2 separate regions of the Homo sapiens genome follow, and region 1 is linked to region 2. Evidence: chromatin loops called from intact Hi-C (ENCODE). Cell type or tissue: Caco-2. All regions are shown on one strand. Each heading gives the region's core, and the rest is flanking DNA. Links, peaks and the distances in the headings are about the cores only.

Region 1 (4,408 bases), core at 102-4,101, 140 kb before region 2:
GTTTTCACTGTCTTACAAGATGTTTCTAACTCTCAGTTCCCTTTACACTCGATAAATTACACACTTTTTAAGAGTTGTCACTATGTCCTGATTATGTTTTACTCTCTCAAAGCAACCTGGTCCATGGTCATCTAAACATAAATATAAATTTAATTGATTTTATTTGGCATCCTACAATCACAACTACAGTAAAAATGACAGAGGCACCCTCTTATCTGAGATTTCACTTCCTGTGGTTTCAGTTACAGCTATCTACCAAGGTCTGAAAATGCTAAATAGAGAATTTTAAAAATAATCAATTCATAAGTTTTAAATTGTGCACCAGCTGCTCTGAGCAGCATCATGAAATCTCACACCATTCTGCTCCATCCTCCCCCAGGAAACAAATTATCCCTTTGTCCAGCAGATCCATGCAGTCTACGCTACCCACCCATGAGTCACTTAGTAGCAGTCACAGTTATCCAATTCATGGCCAAGCTATCACAGTTCTTGTGTCCTAGTATCCCTTATTTTACTTAATATTGGTCCCAAAGCACAAGAGTAGTGATGTGGCAATTCATATATGCCAAAGAGTAGCAGTAAAATTCTTCTCTTAAGTGAAATGGTGCAAGTTCTCAACTGAATAAAGAAAGAAAAAAAAAATCATATGCTGAGGTCGCTAAGATCTACAGTGTAGAATGAATCTTCTATCTATGAAATTGTGAAAAAGGAAATAGAAATGTGTGCTAGTTTTGCTGTCACACCTCAGTGTACAAAATTACAACCACAGTGCATGATAACATTACATTTGTGTGTGGAAGACATAAACAGAAACATGTTCTGATTGATGACAATTGGGTTTGGTGCTATCTGTGGTTTCAGGCATACATTGCAGGTTGTGAAACTTGTGGAGCAGCGGGGACCACTGTAACTCCTTTCTGGTTTGTTTTTAGCACTTTGGTGAGCAAGAGTGTAACATGGAATATGAAAGATCAATCTGAGAAAGACAGAAACAGGCAGACAGCGAAGCAAATGAAGGTTGGGCAGTAGAAAAGACTATCTCTGGAAAGCACATCAGAATAGAATTCAAGCCAGTCTGACACAGAGGGTCATGTAAGCATGCTGGGGTGGGATTATTTACAGATAAGAATAAGACATTGAATTAAATTTAGATAAACAATAAACAGTCATACTAACTTAGAAGTGACTTGCAAAGAAAGTAACATTTCAGTGATTTTCAATTTTATTATGCTATTTAAAGCACTCATTTCAGGTTTCAGAGTATCACTATGCTCTAAGAGGGCCAATGAAATACTTATTCTAACAACCGTCCCAGCAGCTTTTGATCCTGGTGATCATTGGGTGACTTTCAAGAAACAGTGCTACAAGGCAAAGGCAGTCAGAGGAAGGACCAGGCAAAGTAACGAGTACAAAACACAGAAAGATGTCCGAGTCAATGACTCAGATCAGAATTCCAAGCAGACAAGGCAATGAGGGATGTAAAACGTGAATTATGATGCTGAGGCATTCTTTTTCTGTTTTAACCCAAAACATTGGACTTTTCTTCCTAAGAGGATAGAATCCAGCCTCAAAGCATAAGAAAGCTTCAAATCAGGAACTCATCATATTAAAAACTTTACTTATAGTGTGGTGCATAGGTCAGCTTCATCAGCATCACTTGGAAGCTTGTTAGAAATGCAGAACCTCAGGCCACATCCCAGATATACTAAACTGACTTTACATTTTAACCAGACTTCTAAGAAATCCATACGCACATAAACATTTGAGGAATGATGATTAGCAGACTCATCAGCTACTTTCATTATTCAAACTGCATAGCTTATCAAATAGGCTCTTGACTTTTGACGGGGTAAGTGAATGAGATCTATAATATAAAAGGGAACTGATAAGGCTTATTAACTATTTATTTGGATTATGAATATGAAATGTTAAGCAGAATGAAATGCAATATTCAGAAAAGCAGAAAAAAATTAGAATCTTGCTCTCCTTGCTCCAATCATACTAAGAATGAATCAGAATGAATGGGTTGATTGTCCAAACATCTAGTCTTTTTTTTTTAAATTAATACAATAAGTCTGGTTAATTGCTTTAAGACAACTCAGCTCTTCTTTCATAACTTCCTTCCATATAGTATCCTGTGGTCTTGAGAGGAACTCAAATTCCCCTCTTGTCTTAATAAGTCTGATAACTTGAAAGTTTTAATAACTATATGTTGGCTCCAAAAATGTACAATGGTAAAAATACCTCCAGAGAGGCCATTTGACCTGGATGTCATAAAGAATATATGACTCTGGAAAGCTAGATATCAAAACTCTCACTCCTGATATACACTGGAGAGAAGAGATTTCTGTGATCTATATATACACCCGGGTCAAAGTATAGTCCTCTAGGAGAGCCTGAGATATCATCTTGCTCTCTCTGTCTGAGGATCAGGCCTTCAGGAGGATAATAAAAATTCATTAACTACTGTGAACTGGCTTTGTGTTTACCTTTGGACCCATAGAAAGGTGCAATTAACATGATGAAAGGTCTCAAACCATAATAAACTTCTTAGTTTAATTATTTTTGTAAAACCTCCAAGTGATTCATAGCGTCTGAATGATTAAGTTCTGTGAAAAACCTGTTTAGATGTCTTGATTATGGGATAAAGATAAAAGCAGAGTGAAATATTGCTGAAACAAAGATGTTTTATTTGTGTTAATAAAGTGAGCACTGGGATGAGTAAAATTACAGGGTGATAAACATATTAAGAAGAAGAGAGTATAGTCTTTGACCTCAAGACACCAGTAATGTAAGACAGGAGAAAAAAAGAAAGAGTAAATATTTAAGTAAATAAAAGACAGAATACAAATAAATTGAATATTGAAGAAAACAATTATTTTTTTACAAAGAATTGCTCTAGAAAAATAATGAGAAAAAATAGTTTCTAACAGAGAGATGATAAGGCTTGATCAATAAAGATTTTATAACACAATTTAAATTTCAACAGGTAGAAAATGAGGAAACAATCAGCATGAGAGAAAATCCAGAACCATGAATGTCTGTCTATTTGGAAAATATATGGAAAAGTAAATGTATGGAGATGCGAAATATATGAAGGAACTAAATGGAGAAACTTTTAAACAATTATAAGATATATGATGAGATATGACACTATGTTTATTCAATGATATTACTGTCTTGCTTAAGGTAGAAAAAAATATTTTATAAAAAGATTTTTGAACTTGAAAATGTAACAATTGAAACAATTCAACATGAAGCGTAGTGAGGGAAAAAAAAGAATGAAAAACGTGGATAGATTGTCAAAAAACCAGGAGACAATTCATGCAGGCATGAATCTAAATATATGAGGTCCCTAAAGTGGGCTGGGGATAACAAAAATATTCTTGTAATAATGACCAAAAGTGTTCCAAGAATCTCAACAAAACTCAATAATAAAAACATGAAATACAAAGCATATAAAAATCAAATTGCAGCCGGGTGCAGTGTCTCACACCTGTAATCCCAGCATTTTGGAAGGCTGAGGACAGTGGATCTCCTTAGCTCAAGATTTCGAGAAGCTGGGTGTGGTCCCAGCTACTTGGGAGGCTGAGTTGGGAGGATAGCTTGAGCTTGGGAAGTGGAGGTTGCAGTGAGCTGTGATTGTGCCACAGCACTCCAGCCTGGGTGACAGAAAGAAACCTTGTCACACACACACACACACAGACAAAGATTGCTGTAAACCAATAAAAAAGACAAAACCAAGTAACATTGCAGACAGAATCACAAAGGTAAAGACGTCAGCAAAAATTTCTCATTGGAAAAAATACAAGTGAGAAGATAGAAGCAACCTCCTTAGAGTACTTAATGAAAACAATATTTAAACGTAGAATTATTTATCCAGTCAATATATTATCCAAGAAAGAAGGGGCAAAAAAAAAGAAAAAAATAGACAAATTAGACTTTATAAAAACATAAAATTTTGTGGATCAAAAAACACTATCAACAGAGTGAAATGCAACCTACAAAATGGGAAAAATGTTTTCAAATCATATATCTGATAAATAATTAATATCCAGAACACAAAGATAACTCCTAATAATCAACAATTTAAAAAGTCAAAGATAGACAAACTAATTGAATAGACATTTCTCCAAAGAAGATATACGAATAGCTAATAAGCACATAAAAGAGGATCAACATCATTAATCATTAGGAAAATGAAAATCAGAACAACAATGGGATACCACCTTACTACCACTAGCTTGCCTGCTATAAAACAGGCAAAAACATACAAACCATAAGAAATAAGTATTGGCCAGAATATGGGAGAAGTTGGAACCCTTATGCACTGTGGGTGGGAAGTAAAATGGTTAACTCACATGTGGAAAATAGTACAGGAATTTTTCTTTTTTTTTTAATTATACTT
Region 2 (4,408 bases), core at 87-4,086:
TAACAATCACCTTAAATATTGCCTTTTCTTTATGTTAAAAACCATTCAATTTATTCTGATGCCTTCCAATATCCTTTAGATCAAAGTACTCAGCTTGCCAAAGCACCATACTTTGGTGTATCATTTTCTGAGCCCCAGCAGCAACAAGGAATATATGTAGCATGAAATTACAGGTTATCTATGTATCTTAAACAACTACTAATACAGATTTCTATTGTAAATGTGAAATTGATCTCTCTCACAACAATTAATCAATCTCTCACTAGGAAAAGCAGATAAGCACATATCAGTTCTATGTTTTATCTGTTGAATCTACGTAACACTAATGAAACACTAGCATTCTAATGTGAGAAAACAAATAATTTCCAAAACAATTGTGAAGAAGCTCAGTTTCCAAACTTTGTGAATCTTTCCCATCCAAGTGCAACTCGGGACCCCCATTTAAAAAATATATATTAATCACCCACTTTGTTTCCCTCCCCTCTCATCCCTTCATTCCTTCCCTCTCTAGACACTCCCCTCCAGCAATGCATGGTTATGTAATTATGCTCTTGCTTAAGAAATTCCATCAGCTAACTTGAAACAAACCAGGCAGAGAGCCCCAGTTGCAGAATTCTCCCGCTTAAGGGAAGTTAAGAACAATTCGTCCACCACCAACAGGCTGAGGTCAAAATAACACCAACCAGACCTCCAAACAATTACCCAAGATATCCATCAGAACAAAGACACACAGACCCTGCCCCCTGCACCATGCCCACGTATCTCCCATACCAACTCCTTATGGTAAAATTTAAAATTTAAGATGGTCTTTGTGACTGTAGTCCACCATCTTCTCGGCTTGCTGGCTCTCTGAATAAACCTGCTTTTCCTCCCATCAACTCTCATCTCTTGCGTCTGGCTTTTGAGTGTTGAGCAGCTGAACCTAGGTTTGGTTATACAAGCAATTTTGATATTGTAAAACAAAAAGTAAGTGAGACAAGTTTCAATCAATTTGGAAGTTTATTTTGCCAAGATTAAGGACATGTCAGTGACACAGCTTCAGGAGGTTGTGAGAACATGTGCCCAAAGTGGTTGGATTACAGCTTTGTTTTATACATTTTTGGGAGACAGAAGTTCCAAAGACATCAATTGATATATGTAAGGTGTACATTGGTTTGGTCCAGAAAGGAAGGATAACTCAACGTGGTCATAGGTGGGGCTTCCATGTCATAGGTGGGTTTAAAGATTTTCTGATTGGCAATTGCTTGAAAGTGTTAAGTTACTATCTGAAGGCCTGGAATCAATAGAAAGGAATTTCTGGATTAAGATAAGGGGCTGTGGAGACCAGTGTTCTTGTTATGCAGAAATGAATCCTCCAAGTAGTAGGCTTCAAAGAGATTAGATGGTAAATATTTCTTATCAGGCTTATAAAGGTACCAGAATCTTAGTTAATCTCTCCTGGATCAGGAAAATATTTGGAAAGGGAAGGGGATTCCCTATAGAATACAGATTTCTCCCACAGGAGACAGCTTTGCAGGGCTATTTTAAAATACATCAAAGAAATACATTTTAGGATAAAATACTTTGATTTCTTCCAGGGCCTGCTATCTGTCATTTTGTGATATACCGTATTGTCACAAAGAGTCCGTTTGGTCAGTCCTGAGACCTCTGTTTTAATGTGAATGCTGATTAGTTGTGCCTGAACTTCCATGGGGAGAAGGTATAATGAGGCATGTCTAATCCCTCATTTCCATCACGGCCTGAACTAGTTTTTCAGGTTTACTTTGGAATGTCCTTGGCTGAGAGGCGGGATCCATTCAATTGGTTGGGAGTCTTAGAATTTTATTTTTGGTTTACAATATTGAGATGCTGCACAACAAGTATAAATTTATCACCATTTTCTCAGCATTTTAAAAAGGTAATTACTCAAGGTGTGTTAAAAAAGCAGTTAAGAAATATTGGTTGAATAATTTTAAAATATATTTCTGAAACTGAAAATCACAGACTTAGCTTATACCACACACAGCAATCATCTGAAATAATTTCCTCAAAACTAAAAGGGCAAGACCCAATACTGGTGACTTGGCAATTATCAGAGAGAACTGCTACATAACATTAACACTAAATAGATCCAGGTTTCAGTTTGCTTCATTCCAATAAGATGATGGCTGTTTGCTTATCTTAGCCATAGATAGAGGGTGGGTGGCGTGCGTTCCCTCAGGTCCCATTTTTTTCCCCCACAGCTGATATCATTATGAATCATAGCCCTCGGTTTCAGTGAGCATAGGTCTTGTCTCAGATTCCTTCTCAACATTCCATGAGAAAAAACTAATTTGTCATAACTACTTAGGCTGTAGTTTTTATGAAGCTATAATTTAGAAATCTATGCAGGAAGTAATAAGGGTTTGACATTAACTCATGACGAATAATAAAGAGTGCCTTTGATCCTTTTTCTCCTGGGCACATATTTTATGAAAATATATACCTTCCATTAATGAGTCCAAAAAAAGAGACTAACAACAATGTTGAGATAAAATAGATACCACTTAATAATTACCCAGTATGTCCCAAACACTGTGATAAGTGCTTTACTCTTCTTATCTTGTTTAATCTCAATAACAATTCTATGAGATAAGAAATGATATATCTGCAGTTGCTGAGAAGGAAACCAAGGCTTAGAGAAGTGAAATAACATGCTCAAGATTACTGAAAAATTCGCTGACAGCCAATATTTGCTAGCCAGTTGTTCTGACTCCAAAGCCTATCATCTTAACAATTACACTAAAGTGCCTCTCCACCTCAGCTACAAAGTCCAGTATTCAGAGACAGACTGCTCTTTGCTGAGAAAGTTGCATTGCAATGACCTCATTGTGTAGCGCTTGAAAAGAGTCCTTTCTCATTAATTAAGGAAAATTCCCTTTTGGCAAGAGCAGTCCCCACTGTAATGAAAGCAAAGCACTGGTCTTCAATTTAATAGGGATGCTTTCAGCTCTGAGGGCAAGGAAGGAGGCAGCTCTGAGTCATTACTTATTGCCACACTCAGTCAGTGGAACAATCATCAAACATAGAGGGCCACATTCTTTACTCCAGGTTGCCAGAGCAAAAATAGTGCTTCCTCTCACTTTCAACCTCAGCTTATTTGATTATGAATCAGCTGTTACTAACTTTAGAGCAGTGGTTACCGCTTGGGGTCTAGTAAGGATGTGATGAGGTCCACATGCTGTCGTTGTTACTTCCAAAGCCTAATAGTTGTGCTAAGACTTTATAGATTAATGAAGACACAAAATGCCCCTGATTTTGATAAGGATGTTACCAAATGAATGTGGTTATTGTAAGATGAAACCCCAAAGCTGCATGTATTTCCCTCCAAAAGTCTGGATTGCAGGCACTTTCCCACTGCATTCACATCTCTGCTTTAAATTGTCTCCATCCCCTATGATACTGTCACTTGTGCTATAGATGTCAGCAGGAAATGAACCAGAAAGGCTTATAATAATGGCTTTCATTGAAGGTCAACATACTGATATATTGTAGTGATTACATTTGGTAGAGCAACACAATGAAACCAAAGATACGGGGTTACTGAACTCTGAGTCTAAAAGCCAACATTTATATTTATGCAATACTACTTGTTTCTTCCCCCATTTTCACTTGTGGAACAGAAAGTGGCTAGCAGAGGATGCCAACATTTAGCATATACTATTAATGTGTAGTAGAAACTAGGTAATGTTTTATAGTCACACATTTATTCCCTACAACAACCCAATGAAGCAAGACCAATTATTGTCCCTGGGTGAAGGAAATGAGTTTCTGAGACATGGGGCCCCACAGTTAACAAGCCGCTCAGTTGAAATTCACAGCACCCTGATATGTCACCCTAAATTTCAAAGATAGGGTGGGGCCTTTCTCACAGGTTCCAGATCTGCTGCTTCTTTTCGCTTACTTGGCTCCTTGTGCAAACACTGGTCATAACATTAATCCTGAGCATCTTCACATTGTTGGTGTACAGTCTCTGTCTCTTGAATTTGGGCTGTGGCTTCCTATACAAGAACAATCCTCATTTGTTTCACATTAGGAACACTGGATCCCATTCAAATGAAACCACATACTTTATTGATATCTATCCTATCTACCTTATGAGAAAATATCATTTGGGTATAAAAAATGATCTTCAGAAGCCCAGATCACTGTCTGATACGGATACCTTTCAATAGAGTTTCAATGATTAAAAATTAGTGCAAGTACAAGGCTCTAGATCAGAAGAAAAAATAAGAAGAGTAAGTTTCCACTATTACCCACTACAATAGTCAGAGTCATGTGGTTTTACATCTTCCCAGGATGACTCTGTAATATAGCACATGAGATTTTAGCTGAATGCTCTTATCTGGCCCTATCATTCTCTTGATAGTGTGGTGCAGGAGATAAAAGT

Evidence for each region. Peaks named below come from ENCODE experiments on the same cell type or tissue, not always from the same donor. Only the 100,000 strongest peaks of a DNase experiment are listed, where the experiment ranks them.
Region 1: a loop joins it to region 2, with 4 times the contacts of the local background. A loop is called at or near these places in 2 of 110 quality-filtered maps.

Annotation. Positions count from the first base shown.
Region 1 is chr11:37,640,555-37,644,962 of GRCh38, reverse strand. No RefSeq gene overlaps it. Among named protein-coding and RNA genes, the nearest start is that of LINC02760, 300 kb to the left of the region's middle. In Caco-2, for the core only: no CTCF peak of the experiment used is centred there; no DNase peak of the experiment used is centred there.
Region 2 is chr11:37,502,914-37,507,321 of GRCh38, reverse strand. No RefSeq gene overlaps it. Among named protein-coding and RNA genes, the nearest start is that of LINC02760, 430 kb to the left of the region's middle. RefSeq lists an enhancer at 1,548-2,747. In Caco-2, for the core only: no CTCF peak of the experiment used is centred there; DNase peaks (open chromatin) are centred at 2,201 and 2,991.